Linked DNA regions of Homo sapiens: region 2 is linked to region 1. A link is a contact called in ENCODE Hi-C or POLR2A ChIA-PET data. All regions are on one chromosome and are shown on one strand. The core of a region is the stretch at or near the end of the contact, and the rest is flanking DNA. Distances in the headings are between cores, read along the strand shown. Region 1 has its middle 41 kb from the start of IGLL5. Region 2 has its middle 130 kb from the start of TOP3B.

Region 1 (3,276 bases), core at 536-3,035:
TGGTAATCAAGGGCTCCTGGCCTCCACGGTCCCCTCCCTTCCTGCCTCAAGCCCAGCAGTCTCACCACCACCCCATCACAGCCCCAGTGGCCTGCACGTGGCTCAATCCAATGGTCCCCTCACTGTCCTCCTTCTGTTGACCTCAGGATGGGCTTGGCAACTCACATCATTCTCGTCATCTTGAAGCCCCTCACCCACCCACCCCCACCCCCACCCCCCGCCAAGGTCCTCTCTTCTATGGTCCCCTCCCACTTTGTTCTGCTGCTGCCCCATCAGGGCCACCGGCAGCTAGCACCCTTGGTGACTCTTTCTTTCACTGTGTGATTCATGAACTACCGGAATGTAAAAGGGTTCCTTGCTCCTTCCCCGGCCCCAGCCCTCAGCCCAGTGGTGCCTCAGGCTTGATGGCTGCCCAGGGCTGCTGACCACGCTCTCCTGGTGCCGCCCTGCCCAGCACCGATCTGGGACACCACGGGAGCCTGGAAGCAGGGGCTGCACCCCTCACGTCCTCCGATGTTCAGCCAGGTGCTGGGCTGGGTATCACTGAGCCCCTCGATGGCCACTGCTCGACAGTGGAACTGCTCCCGGCTCTGCTGAAGATGCTACCTCACCTGCCACCTGGCCCAGGGCCACTTCCAGGGAAACCCTGCACTGGCGTCTGTCCTCTCTATGTCATGGGATCCCAAACCACCCCAGGAGGCACGTGTCCATGTCCCGCACACCTTACAGATGAGGAGACGGAGATTCGGAGACCAGCAGCCTGCCCGAGTCCCACAGCTGCCCAGGGCTGCACAGATGGTGGGCACTGGGACTCTGATCCAAGGTCAACCCAGAGCCAGCCCCTTCCCTAAGGCGTGCAGAGGAGGCTGAGCCTGCCCAGGTCCTGCAGGTGTTCAGGGCAGCACAGTGGTTGCCCAGGCCCCTGACCTAGGCCACCCTTCCATCCTGAGGCCGTGCCTGGGCAAGGCCAAGAGATGGTGCTGAGTGCATGAACCCCCTTGTGGCTCTGTGGGATGGGCAGACCTGGGCTCCTCATTCTCTGTTGACTCAGTGGGTGAAAGAGGCAGGCAGGAGGGCAGCCATGGGGGTGCCCTCTGAGTCTACAAAGCAGAGCCAGGACAGGTGTTCATGTGCCCATTTCACAGATGAGAGGACTGAGGCTCCGATGGGAGGGGTGATGACCCACCTAGGGTCACACAGTAGGTTACCGGCTGACCCATGCCCGCCTCTTTTCATGACTCCTCGGCCCTAAGGGCTTTTCATTCATTCATTCATCCATTCATTTGTTCAGACTCACTCATTCATTCATTCAACAAACTCTCAGCTGTGGGCCAGGGGCTGGTGTATGCAGCCCAGGACCACCTGCCCTAGAGGAGCTCACAAGCTTGGAGAACGACATGGAGACACCACTGCCCCCACCCTGTCAAGTCTCCAAGGTTGGCACTCTGCCCAGGGAGTGTCTGGGGCAGCAGGAGCATCTCCCCACACTCAGGAAAAGATTTAACTGAAAGAACCATCTGAGAGAGCCCCAGCTGTGATCCTTGGGCCACAGTGGGAACATCACAGTCCCTCACTGACCCTCACAGTGACCCTGAGGCCTAAAGCTGCCATTGCCCACCTCACAGAGGGGACGTGAACCATGATGGATGCACCAGCGCTGCCCAGGCTCCACCCAGTTCAGGAGTAGCCGAGTTGGGCCTTAGCCCACGCCTGTCTTCACATGCCACTGTGTCTAGCTCAGACCGGGGCCAGCCCCTCACGAGTGATGGCCTCATGACACCGAAGGAGGGTTGGTCTGTGCTGGGGGAACCCCTCAAGGTATAGGGAAGAGTGTCACAGTGGGGGATGGGGTGAGAGGAACTCGTCCTGGCCCTGGCCCTGCTTAGCTGCAGCCTGGGCTGAGGGAGGTGTTCTGAGTCAGATCAGGGAGGGGCCCTGTGGCTTCCTCTACAGCAAAGCCAGAGCCCAGAATAGCCTGGGAGGGGGTGCAGGGGCCCTGCTGGAGGAGAGGGGGGTGGCTGCTCAGGGCCCTGCGGGAGGAAAGGACTGGGAGCTACTATGAACTGAGTGGGTGACTCTCCCATCAGGCCCAGCCTCCTGTGGGGCCTGCAAAGCCACCAAGAGAGTGTCCCCAGCCAGGCCTGGACAAAGGCACCATTACCCTTCAACCCCCATATTCACTGAATCCAGGGGCAAGAAGGGGGACATCGACACTCACCTGGGAACAAGCAAACCAGCTCAGATGCCCCATAACGAGGCCACCAGATCCCAGGCAAGCCCCCATTCCTCAACACAAAGGTCCAAAATCAAGTTTCCAGCCAACTAGAACATGCGAATTTTGGGGACATAGAGGAAATAATCACCATCCACTCGCAATGCCCACTGCTAATGACACAGCACAATGCTGAGGATGTTGCTCCTCCCTCCCGACATGTCATCCTCTTCTCCAGAGTCTCTGTCACACCAGGGCCAGGTTCTGGATTCCCCACCCACCCCGCCTGCAGGACACGAGTCCTTGATGTTGACCCCACACCCTGGGCTCCATCCCTGACCTAAGGACCAGCTTCTACGGCCCTGAAAGAGTCGTGTGTCATGACTTGACACTGGTCCTCTTCCCTGTGCTGAATGAGACGTGAAGGAAAAATGACCCCAAATCTGCCCAGGATCCCCTGCGCCACACGTGAGATGCTCCAGTTCCCTCGGGGATTCAGAAGCATCCCTAGCTGGCATCAACGGAGGCCGGGAAGACTAGGTCTTTTCCCAAAATGCTTAGTTATGCAAACACCTCAAAAGGCACCCGTACCTCTTGTAACAACCCAAGCGTGAGGACTCCCTCTTTCTGGGGTGATCTGGGGAAACTGCTCTCCTACATGGTCATCTTGAGGATTGCAGATGGGCCACGGAAATGTCAACACAGTGACATCAGCAGGGGCAGTAGGGTCAGGATCAGGGTCAGTCTTTGTCACTTGGTCACTTGGGACCACATCAAACCTGACCCTGTTTGGCCAGTAATTTCACAAGGGTGGTCTCCCCAGGAAACACGTGGGCTGGGCAAGGTCTGAGGGGAGGGGGATGACCTGCATCCTGCATTTTCCAGGACATTCCCAGTTTGTGCCACTGACTCTGGAAGCTGAGGTGGATGCTAGAGCAGTGTCCAGCCCCTGGTGACCCTTAGCCCCATCCAGGTCCCCAGACCACTGGCCACCAATCAGCTGCAGTTTCCCAGGTGCCTATGTGTACCCAGCCTCAGCTCGGGACCCAGGCCTGGCCGTGCCT
Region 2 (2,854 bases), core at 57-2,556, 820 kb before region 1:
TTTGTTCTGGCATAGGTATTTACCCTAATCTCTGTTCGTATCTAGCATGTGTGCTTTGGGTGGTCTCTGGGGTGTGAGATTTTCCAGAACTCCCTTTTCTCAGGGGCTGCCCCTCCTGCTTCTGTCTAGCTATCTGCCTACTCTAAAGTTAGTATTAGTATGAAAGCTTTTATGAAAAACATTTTTTTCCAAGAAAAGGGAGGCATTTTATACTGGTGAAATAAGGTGTTCAATGACAACACATAACAACTGTAAATTGTATGCACCTAATAAAATAGCTTTAAAGTATTTGAAGCAAAACTGTCTCTTTTAGCAGAATTAAAAAGAGAAATAATCAATCCATAATCATATACACAGATATTAATACAACTCTCTTATTAACTGAGTGAATGACATGGAGAAAAAAGAGTATACATACAAATACGTGAAAACCATGATTAACAAAATCAATCCAGTGACACCAGGAACCCAAGCCTGAAGGGTAGTTGCTTGAGTATGCATTCATGGATGAACGCATCCAATGAATCATCACAGGAACAAACAATTGAGGCCTTCGTTTATGTATTTCTAACTGATGTTAAGTTTTTCCTTCCTATTCTGTGAGTAGAGGTGGATCCCTGTGGAAGGAGCTGCCCGGGTCTTTGCTCCAGAAGCTGTCTGCATTCTCCCCTCACTGTAGCCTCGTCACATTAGGCCATTGTTATATTTCCCATATGTCCTTCTTCTAGTAATCCAGGAGCCCTCAATGAAAAGGCTGTTTATTAATACCAGTAGCTCAGGACAGAGCAGGGGCATGGCTCATGGATGGTTTGGACCAGGCCCTTAGATGACTGCACTCACATGATTCCCACTGAGACTGCAGTCTGGCCAGTGAGCAGCAGGGGCACTGTGGGTCTGTCTCACGGTCTGCACAGTGGCTATTCATAGCTGTGCCAACCCCTAAACTCCCCAGGGCTGGGCAGTGGAGCCTGCACTCACTGAAGCCGACTCAGCTGCTGCATCTTCTCTGGGTGTGGTTCCAGCACCCACTTCCTCCCAGGTCCTGCCAGACTCTCTCATCCACCAGTCCCCAGGTCTTGAATAAATGCATAGAGTGGGGTGGGGGCAGGCAGTGGGTGGGACACATTTGCATCCATAACCCTTCCTCTGTGAGGCCAGTGGAGGGGATAAGAGAGGCCTAGGGCAGCCACTCCAGCTCTGGACCTCGGGAGGGCTGTGTCCACCATGGCCGGGGCCCCTGCTCCTCCCTGCTGCTCCCCTCTCACTTATCAGGTAGGGACAGGCCTCAGATTCCTGGGAAAGCCTCCCAGTCTGAGTTCTTGCCCCGTGTTCCACTCTCACATTTCATCCCTGCTTACTCACCCATGAGCATTTGTGTTTGCAGGTTCCCCCCACCTCGGCCTGTTCTGACTCAGCCACCCTCCCTCTCTGCATCTCTGGGAAATTCTGAGGCTCACATTTACCCTGAGCTGTGGCTTCACTGCTGGTGGCTAGCACATATCCTGCTACCAGTAGCATCTAGGGAGTGCTCTCTAGTATCTCCTGAGAGATGATATATCTCCAGTGGGATAGATATCTCAAGAGTGGGCTCCTGATAAAAGGATAAAGTTCAACCCTATTTACTCATTTTCACACTCTTCTTTGCCCTTTTTCCCTGAGATAATGCAGCAGAAAGACCCTTGCCAGATTTCAGCATCTGCTTGTGGACTTCTAAGGTCACAGAAATCTCAACCAAATAAACTTTTAGTCTCAGTAAGTTACCCAATATATGGTATTCTATTGTATCAGAAGAAAATGGAGAAAATGGACTAGGACAGCACGTGTAGAACAGTCTGCTAATCTGACTCAAGTAAGCACCATGGCTCCAGGGTCCCCGGTCACTTTTCTAAATCTAAAGATGCCTCAGCCAATGCAGTAATTCTGCACATCTCTGGGCTGCAGCCAGAGGATGAGGCTACTACATATCTCAGCAGCCATGGCACTTCCACAGTGCTCCAGAACCCCAGGGAAGTGAGACTAGGACCTCCCCTGTGTTCTCTCTGCCTGGTGCAATCACCACTGTCCTGCCTGGGACCAACTCTGGCTCAGGGATTGATTCCTGTTGTTACTTTTTCAGCCAGTGTCTAATTTTCCTAGGATATATAGATGTAAAATGTGTTTTTTTCTTAAAATGTTAATTTGATATATTTTTCATATCTTTTCCCCTTATGATGCCTACAGTGGAGTAGGTCAGTTCTTAGAGCTAAGTTTCCCTCCAGGAAGATTACAGAAGAGGAAGGAGATGAATAACCTACACGTGCTGTCCTAGTCCATTTCCCCCATTTTCTTCTGATATAATAGAATATCATATGTTGGGTAACTTACTGAGACTAAAAGTTTATTTGGTTGAGATTTCCGTGGCCTTAGAAGTCCACAAGCAGATGCTGAAATTTGGCAAGGGTCTTTCTGCTGCATTATCTCAGGGAAAAAGGGCAAAGAAGAGTGTGAAAATGAGTAAATAGGGTTGAACTTTATCCTTTTATCAGGAGCCCACTCTTGAGATATCTATCCCATTGCCAGGATAAGGGCACTAATCCATTCATGATGGTGGAACCCTCATGACCTAATCACCTCTTAAAGGTCCTGCCTCCAATTACTTTTACCATGATAATTAAATTCTACCATGAGTTTTGGAGGGGATATTCAAACCATACACATGTCCAAACTAGGGCCTAGACCTGACTTAGAGATGTGTGTGGTCTGAGAACTTCTGATCAGCTGGTTGGTCCAGCATGCCCCAACCCCAGCTCCACTGACCAGCTCCAGGAGTGAGTGAGGTCACCTTCCTCACAACTGCTCATTCCAGCCTGTCTCT

What was found. A loop is a pair of places that touch in the nucleus more often than their neighbours do. ChIA-PET counts read pairs that join two places held with the same protein, here RNA polymerase II (POLR2A). Pooled maps may share reads with other maps.
Region 2: a loop to region 1 is called in a pooled map, with 6 times the contacts of the local background. The contact joins two enhancer-like sites. A Hi-C loop is called at or near these places in 2 of 50 pooled maps. POLR2A ChIA-PET finds 5 or more read pairs at or near these places in 2 of 52 experiments (GM12878 and activated B cell).

What each region holds. Positions count from the first base shown.
Region 1 is chr22:22,927,031-22,930,306 of GRCh38, forward strand. No RefSeq gene overlaps it. Among named protein-coding and RNA genes, the nearest start is that of IGLL5, 41 kb to the left of the region's middle. RefSeq lists enhancers at 1,475-1,524, 1,875-2,004, 2,255-2,314. Within about 2 kb of position 1,786, at least 7 of the 41 ENCODE cell types and tissues checked have a DNase peak (open chromatin) inside an H3K27ac peak, as active enhancers do; they include GM12878, where a contact is called at or near this core.
Region 2 is chr22:22,110,190-22,113,043 of GRCh38, forward strand. It overlaps IGL. Among named protein-coding and RNA genes, the nearest start is that of TOP3B, 130 kb to the left of the region's middle. RefSeq lists an enhancer at 1,074-1,153 and a silencer at 1,474-1,543. Within about 2 kb of position 1,307, at least 9 of the 41 ENCODE cell types and tissues checked have a DNase peak (open chromatin) inside an H3K27ac peak, as active enhancers do; they include GM12878, where a contact is called at or near this core.